Regions from separate parts of the Homo sapiens genome. Here regions 2 and 3 are each linked to region 1. A link is a contact called in ENCODE Hi-C or POLR2A ChIA-PET data. All regions are on one chromosome and are shown on one strand. Each heading gives the region's core, a stretch centred on a gene start or an enhancer-like site at or near the end of the contact. The rest is flanking DNA. Distances are from core to core; before and after follow the strand shown.

What was found. A loop is a pair of places that touch in the nucleus more often than their neighbours do. ChIA-PET counts read pairs that join two places held with the same protein, here RNA polymerase II (POLR2A). Pooled maps may share reads with other maps.
Region 2: a pooled map shows a loop between it and region 1 (9-fold over the local background). The contact joins two enhancer-like sites. A Hi-C loop is called at or near these places in 1 of 37 single-sample maps with no recorded cell type and 2 of 50 pooled maps. POLR2A ChIA-PET finds 5 or more read pairs at or near these places in 1 of 52 experiments (activated T-cell).
Region 3: a pooled map shows a loop between it and region 1 (2.4-fold over the local background). The contact joins two enhancer-like sites. A Hi-C loop is called at or near these places in 3 of 50 pooled maps. POLR2A ChIA-PET finds 5 or more read pairs at or near these places in 2 of 52 experiments (Panc1 and activated T-cell).

The regions. Positions count from the first base shown.
Region 1 is chr15:85,025,108-85,027,813 of GRCh38, reverse strand. All of the region lies in intron 1 of PDE8A (phosphodiesterase 8A), which reads right to left. Among named protein-coding and RNA genes, the nearest start is that of PDE8A, 45 kb to the right of the region's middle. Within about 2 kb of position 1,398, at least 6 of the 41 ENCODE cell types and tissues checked have a DNase peak (open chromatin) inside an H3K27ac peak, as active enhancers do.
Region 2 is chr15:85,441,782-85,444,487 of GRCh38, reverse strand. All of the region lies in intron 1 of AKAP13 (A-kinase anchoring protein 13), which reads right to left. Among named protein-coding and RNA genes, the nearest start is that of AKAP13, 63 kb to the right of the region's middle. Within about 2 kb of position 1,312, at least 8 of the 41 ENCODE cell types and tissues checked have a DNase peak (open chromatin) inside an H3K27ac peak, as active enhancers do.
Region 3 is chr15:85,412,340-85,415,045 of GRCh38, reverse strand. All of the region lies in intron 1 of AKAP13 (A-kinase anchoring protein 13), which reads right to left. Among named protein-coding and RNA genes, the nearest start is that of AKAP13, 33 kb to the right of the region's middle. RefSeq lists enhancers at 1,234-1,528, 1,403-1,902, 750-1,949, 1,903-2,404. Within about 2 kb of position 1,390, at least 29 of the 41 ENCODE cell types and tissues checked have a DNase peak (open chromatin) inside an H3K27ac peak, as active enhancers do.

The DNA of each region.
Region 1 (2,706 bases), core at 149-2,648:
TCAGTGGTAAATAATACCCTCCTCTACGTGGTAAAATAACAGTTATCTGTATTTTCTAGTTTTCTAGAATAAACATGTCTCATTTTAATAAGAAGAAATAAAAGCACAGAATTGTGTAAATTTCCTAACATACGTGAGCAAAATTTACCATTTAATCGCACTATTCCCAAAAATTGTTTTGCAATGCAGTGTTTTATAAGATGACAGTAAATGCCATTGCTCAGTCATCTTTGCACATTTCCTTGAAAGGGTAGGAATAACTAAACGCAGTAAGTCACAGCAAGGGGAGGAAGGCAGATTGTTTTGGCAACACACATAGCATGTCTTTTCTTGCAGACCCCAATCTCAGTATTTCCTTTTGATTTCAACACTGAAGGTAGAAAGCCTTTCCTGAGATTGCTTTACCACAGACACCACCTTGCTCAGGCGAGGTAGCTGTCTCTTTATTATTATGAATAGTTCTTGGGCTTCCAGATGGCTAAATATTTTCTGACTGTCTCTAAAAAGAAGTATGTCCTCTTCATTTCACATTTGTTTGCTACTCTAGGAAACTGACTGGCAAAGATTGGACTAAAACTTTAAGGAAGTTTTGACTCCTGGCCCAGACCACAGCCCATTCTGCAGCACACTGACTCTCCAAGTCTGGTCCACAGTCCAACAAGGCCTTCAGGGAGTCCTGGAGGGCAAAGAAAACAGGTCCCAAAGGACTTTTTGTTCTTACAGGCAAAGGACAATCAATTCCTTAGGTTCTCATCTTTATAACAAAGAACCACACAATAGTAACCTATTAACTGAGGTATTAAGAGATAAAATTTGGTGTTCATAAACCAAATTAGATGTTACTACAGTTAAGCAGTGTTTTAAAAAATGTTTTTGTAGACCACAGAAAGAAAAACGTTACCTCATAAACCAGAACACACAGACACACATAACTGAAACACAAGTTTCACAATGCCTTTTTTGACTACATGAGGCACTCTGTTGTTCTATATTCTAACTTGTTTTATTTTTTAAATTTAGTTTTTTTGTTTTGTTTTGTTTTTTGTTTTGAGACAGGGCCAGGCTGGAATGCAGTGGTATGATCACAGTTCACTGCAGCCTCAAACTTTTGGGCTCAAGCATCTATCTTGTTTTAAAATGAACTTGTAGTAGTTTTAAAAACAGCCACAAATCTTTTGACTCTCTACCCATTGAGAGATGGGGATATAGATCTCCATCTCTCTATCTCCACCTCCCTTGAATCTGTGCAGGCTTGAGATAGCATCCACAAATCCGGAACAGAAGTGATGCCATGTAACTTCAGAGGCAAGGTTATCAAATGTCCTTGTTCTTTTGGAACACTGGCTCTCTAAATGCTTCCTCTGGGGAACCTCTCTCTTGGAACCCAGCCACCACACTGTGAGAAGCCCAGACCACATGGAGAGTCTACATGTAGGTGTTCTGGTCATTGGTCCCAGCTGATTCCACTAGCCTTCAAGGCACCCCAGCCCAGACATCAGATGTGGAGTAAAAGAGCCTCCAAATGATCCCAACCCCCAGCCATCATGGAACAAAGACAAGCCACCTCCCATTGTACCCTGTCCAATTCCTGAGCCACAGAATCCATGAGCATAATAAACGGTTACTGTTTAATGTCACTAAGTTTGGGGTGGTTTGTTTCACAGCAATTTAACTGGAACAATAGTGCTAGGCATAATCTGCTAAACTGATGTCATGACCCATTAGCAGGCAGTTTGACAAACACGGGTTCAGAGGTCACTAATTCCATATTTGAAGCCTGGCACTCAACAGTGCTGAGTTTCCACTATTGAATCTGTGCATATTCATACAAGTTGAAATTTTTGCAACTAGGGATGGATGGGATGGGTGTAGTGGGGTAAAGCAGATTACAGAGTGTTTTGCCCCATATATATGGTCAGCATCAAAAAGGCGTGAGACTCACTGGGACCAAACCTGAAGCTCAAAGGTGGGCCACATTGTTCTGGCCCGAGTCTCAAGGTGTTCCTGGCTTCCTAAGGATAACCTGATGTCCTTGTGCCAAAGCAGACACTTAAAGACTCCAGTGCCTTACAAAGACTTTTTGGTCTAAAGGTGGCCTATGTACCTCTATCCACTTCAACACTGTCAGCCCTCACTACAGTTTCAGGTTTTTCTATTAATGAATAACTTTCATCTAAATATAAACTCAGATTAATCTGTTAAGGATTAGCAGTCTAAAAAAGAGGGGGGATGATAAGAAGCATTTCTGGTAGATGGAGAGCATCCAGCAGGCCTGGGCCCAGAGAATTTAAGTGTAATTGGTTAACTGGGCTTTGGGTTTCTTTCTTTAAATGTCACTAGTTACGATAATAACATAGTACTGCCTGCCCCCACACCCCCTACCCACCCCCCTGGAAAAAACAGGAAATTCATGAATAGGACAGGACTCCCAGGAAAAAACGCCTGGGAATGGGGGCACTGAGGAAGCCTCCCAAATGAAAGGGAAGCTCTTCAAGCACCTCAAGAAAGTAGGTCACTTCAGGGAACTGGCTTCAAGGGAGTGCCCCTTAAAAGCAAAGTGATCCAGTTCAAAGGGGTAGTGGGAGTAAGGGTTGGGGGAGCCTCAAGTCAAAATTCAGGTGACTTCAAAAAAACAGGTCTGATCCAGGACTTATGGTGGCCTTAGGATGTGAAGAGCATAGTTATATTACATTCTTGGTGACCACA
Region 2 (2,706 bases), core at 63-2,562, 420 kb before region 1:
CAAGTCAAAGGTTCACTGGCACTAGAATAAGAGATGTGAAAACATTTTACTTTTTATTGCCTTTAGGATTTCATTTCCACACCTCCTCAACTACCTTTTATTGCTCATCCTAGTTCACTAGTCCAAATGTACTAAGGTGAAATCTGGAAGGGGCCACCTTTCATTGTTTTCTATTTTGTCTGTCTGAATAAGCCTGAGGTAGCAGCAACGTGCTCCACTCTAGCCTGAGTTCTAAATGTTGAACCCAAGCATAACACCTGTCAGGAATAAATATAATTCATATAACAAGTAGCTGGCTCGAGTGGAAAGCCCTAAATCACTAAATAAAATAATTTAGCAATTAATAGAGTGGATTAATATAAAGAAGTCTGCTTCAAACTGTCCAAATATCCCACCTCCCTTTGTACTCATTATAGCCCCAAGCCTTAGCCCGAATCACTAGGATAAAAATTCCTGCCAGCAGATGTCAATCAGGGGAAAGGCCCTGAATTCCTGTACAAACATATCAACCACCTTTCTGTTTTCAAAAAGGTTACTATGGCAACAAAATAAACAACAGATTAGAATAAGCTATGCCATTTGATGAAGTGAGCACATCAATGGCAAGTTCTGGCAGTCAAGTAGCCTTGACAGTCATAAATACCTCCTAAATGAAGAAGGAAAAATCAGGCTCCAGAATCACAAATACCCTACACACACACACACACACACACACTTTTTTTTTTTTACATGAAACCAGTGCTTTTTACCCACTGACACAAATGCAAATACAGTCATGTACCACAAAATGACTTTCCAGTCAACCACGAACCGCATATAAGACAGCAGTCGGTCACATAAGATTATAATGCTGTATTTATACTGTACCTTTTCTATGTTTAGATATAGATACTTACCATTGTGTTACAACTGCAAATACTCTGTGCCCATATCGCCAGAAATTTATTTCATGGTTCTACTAACAAAAACAAATAATAATAATAAGGAATGCTGATACACCACAGAAGGATCCTTGCTGAGTAGGTAGTTCATTTTACAGATGAAGAAAGTGAGTGGACTTGCCTGGGAATCCACAGCTAGTAATTAGTTAATACTTAAGAAAGTAAAATTGATGATGAAATCAATCCAATTCAAGAAATGTTCCCTATTAAAACTCTAAGCTCTCTCACTTTATCTTTTTATTCAGCTAATAAACACCAAAGCTAAAACAGGGCCTCAGAGTTGAAAGCACAATACAGAAAGGAGAAGAGAAACAAGTCTTAATTTGAGTAGGACATAAGGGGATCTTGGGACTTCTAAATCTGATAGAAAATAAAAGGAAGACCACAGAAGCCAGAAAACTGTGTTGGGGGGTGGGGGGAGAACTATCTTTCTTAAACCATGAAATAAGACACAGGTTAACAATTTTAACTGAATGATACTTAAGTTTTCCCCAACTTTTCAAACCTACCACATACTAGCTGAGTGACACTGGGCAAATTATTTAACCCAAGCCTAAAAAAAGCAGGGAGTTAGGGAGGATGAAGAGAGGAAACAAATTTTTCATGCTATTTTAATGTAATTTTAATGCTTCACAGAGCTTTCTGGGATACAAGGCCTAGCTCACAATAGATGCTCATCAAATGTGAGTTCCCATCCTTTTCCCTTCTCAAGAGAAATATTTTTTAAAAGGCCTGAATCCTTCAGTAGATCCAAAAATTATTCCAAGAAACTAAGTGGTCCAGAGTCCCTATTTCAATTGCACAAAATTAAAAGTGTTGCTGAGCCAAAATCAGGATGGCAATGATAGGGGAAGAAAGTTTTTTCTTCATACTTGTGGTAATTTCCAAACGTTTCTGTAATAAACATGTTTTAGTTTTATAGTTAGAAACAACTATTTGGAAAAAGAAAATAAAATGTTTTAAGAAGAGTTTCATCATTCTCATGCTAGAAATAAATATATATATAATATATATTATATATAATATAATATATATTATATATAATATAATATATATTATATATATTATATAATATATATTATGTATATTATATATGTATATTTTATATTATATATATATATATTTTTTTTTTTTTTTGAGACAGAATCTTGCTCTATCACCCAGGCTGGAGTGCAGTGGCACGATCTCGGCTCACTGCAACCTCCGCCTCCTGGGTTCAAGCAATTCTCCTGCCTCAGCCTCCTGAGTAGCTGGGATTACAGGCACCTGCCACCATGCCCAGCTAATTTTTGTATTTTTAGTAGAGACGGGGTTTCACCATGCTGGCCAGGCTGGTCTCGAACTCCTGACCTCGTGATCCGCCCACCTCAGCCTCCCAAAGCGCTGGGATTACAGGCATGAGCCACCGCGCCCAGCCTAAAAATATTTTTAACAAATGTTCTGTCCAATAGCTTGTACTATCCTAGGCTTACCCAGCCCTAACTGTGCAAAATAAGATTTCATAATCATCCCTAGGGAGAGGATAACAGAGTCACCTTCTTAACTAAAGCCAAATTGACCAGAACTCTATTCGTTGTTCCCAAAGACTGTGAATATCTTCTTAAAGGGCAGAATAAAGCAAAGTGAACTATGATAGAAAAGCTCCCTACAATAAGGCCAAGACCCAAGACAAACTCCTTTCCTCCCTCTTCTCCCAATTCAGTCAGAAAATGAAGGCGTGTGTTCACAGCATATGTAAGACTATTTACTGCAGTAATACAGTTTA
Region 3 (2,706 bases), core at 141-2,640, 390 kb before region 1:
TTAAGAAACAAACCACTCCAACATAGAAAACCCAACCAAAACAGTTGACAGGTCACACTTTCTCACATTCTGAAGTTACACTTAGGTGATTTTCTCCCATCCTAAAGCACCAATTGCATATAACAATCCCAGAATCCATTTTAGAAAACAGAATACTAACCCTCCTCCCAGACCATTTTAGTCACATCCAGTCATATACTTCTTTAATACAAGGCAAAGCCTAAGACAAGAGAAGGCATTAGGCAAATGTCAATGGTCTCTCCTTAAAGCTAGGACATCTCAATTTGTCATTTGCTCAAAGAGACTTTGAAAAAGAAACAAGAACAAATTAACTATTCATCTTAGAAATGCATCCACACCAGGAGAAGGCACTCTAACATAAGAATTAACAAAACATGTAGTCTACCAACTTCCTTATCTTATTTTGGAGCTCCCTCACCCTTTTCAAATTATACACATAAAGGAACACTCTGTACCTATACCATATGTATTAATACCAAGAGGATTTTTTCCCATCTTCATTCTCTATATCATCATCTAAATCTCACTACCCCTCATTTTTGTGTATGTATAGAAACCTTGTTAATTATCACCAGAATACAAAGCTATTGACTAGTTCAGAAGTGAAAAAAGAAAGCACGGTGGTCTTATTCCTCTTGGATTTTTTTTTACTGTGCTACTATTCATAAGTTCTCATTTTGTTTGTCCCTCATTTTCAAAAACCCTTCACACAATCAGCAATTCAATTCTACCACAAAACATGTATTAGAAATGAATAGGCAATCTTTACAACAGTTTAAATTTGCCCCGTCAAAGCCTGTTTACAGAATACAAATCTGAAAGACAAGTACCAATTATACACAGGCCACAATAGTGCTGAAAAAAAGGAAGACTGGTTTCAAGAGACAGTATGAACATCGGAGAAAAATCTGGGAATAACACATAAGTTAAACATGACGAAAAACCTTAAAAAGAGTTACACCTTTTTTCCTCTGCTTTTCAGGCTATAACAGGTACTCTCATTTCCATTTCCACTGAGGTGGTAAAAAAGGTTGGAGAAAACAATGAAAGTTGAATGAGTATAAAAAAGTATAATTAAAATATACATATATTCTTTAATAGAGGAGTATAATGGATAATGTAAATAAAGCTGTTCATATAAATTTCAAAATACATGTACCAAGACAATTTTAAAGTAGCTGTCTATGTAATATAAAGTTGAGTTAGTAGGGCACGTGGGATACTGTGAATATAAATGCTTCTGAGGCGCTCTCAATCAACAAACCCACCAAGCAGAAACAACTATTGTGCTAAGAATCCTAACAAGGGCCTGAGAACACACTGCGATCTCACCGTCCGGAGCTGAAACCGTGATGACACATGTTCCTGTGCAGGGTGCCTGGGTTGAGTCACTTCCCCTCTCTGAATCTCTACTTTCATGTTTGCTTTTTCAGTCACCTGATGCTTGCAGCACAATAACCCAAAAGCCAGGGGTCAGGGCAATGGTGCTATTCTCTTCACCTTCACCTGACTTCAACTCCATCCCCACTTCCTTGTCTCCCAATGGGAAAACTCCTGAAAATAACATTTTCAGACAATCTAAAGTTTCTATACCCCTGAATGAAATGAAAGAACTAGCATAAGCAACGACAACTGAACTACAGCCATCCTGAAAAATCTCTCCAACCTTGAGCTAGATTCACATACTAACTACTAGTAACCATAAGAAACTAAGCCCACAGTCTTCCAGTTACGGTCTGTTCTGAAGTTCTGAAAGAACCACCTTCTAAAGATCCAGCTCCACAAAACAGTACAAGACTACGTGACCTGGGATAAAAAGAAAACATGCGCAGGATCTTCAGCCACTGCTCAACCTTGCATCAACAATCTTCAGACAACAGCATTCTGCACTTTTCCCTAAGGATCAATTAGCAGTGCGGACACAGTGCCGACTTACAAACTTTTCTGTGAGGCAGCAGAACATCCTGATGAAAAGCGCAGGCTTTCAATTTCAACTTAAACTAAGTCTAAAACTTAGCTCTACTACTTACCTCTTAAATAAGCTTGGGCCAATTACTTGACCCGCCAGTGCCTTAGCCCCCTGATTTGTAAAACTAAGGTAATATATACGTTGCAGGATAAGATAAAGGTTAGAGGAGATAATATAGGTACGGTGTTCAGTGCAGTGTCAGGCACATATTAAGTGCCCAATAAATATAACTCAGCATTATGAAAGCAGATACTAATTATTTTCCTCTGTGTTGTTTCTATAAAGATTTTCAAATAAGAAACTAAAGTATTTCATGAGGATCAGCTTATTTCAATCCATTGTAAGCTATAATCAGTGGTTTGAAAGTTCTTGGTTGCCTGAGCTCCCTCCTTTTTACTCTTAAAAACTGAGAATCCCAAAGAGCTTTTGTTATGTGGGTTATATTTATTGGTACTTTATTGTATTAGAAATTAAAACTGAAAAATTTATAAAATATTACTTCATTTTAAAATTCCATGAACTCATTACAAATAAACATACTTTTATGAAAAATAACTATGTTTTCCAAAACAAAACAAAAATAAGAACGTGGCACTGTTTTACATTTTGGCAAATCTCTTTAATGTCTGGCTTAATAGAAGACAGCTGGATTCTCCTATCTGCTTCTGCATTCAAACGGTTACACTGTTTGGGGAAGTACATTTTTAAAATTTTGC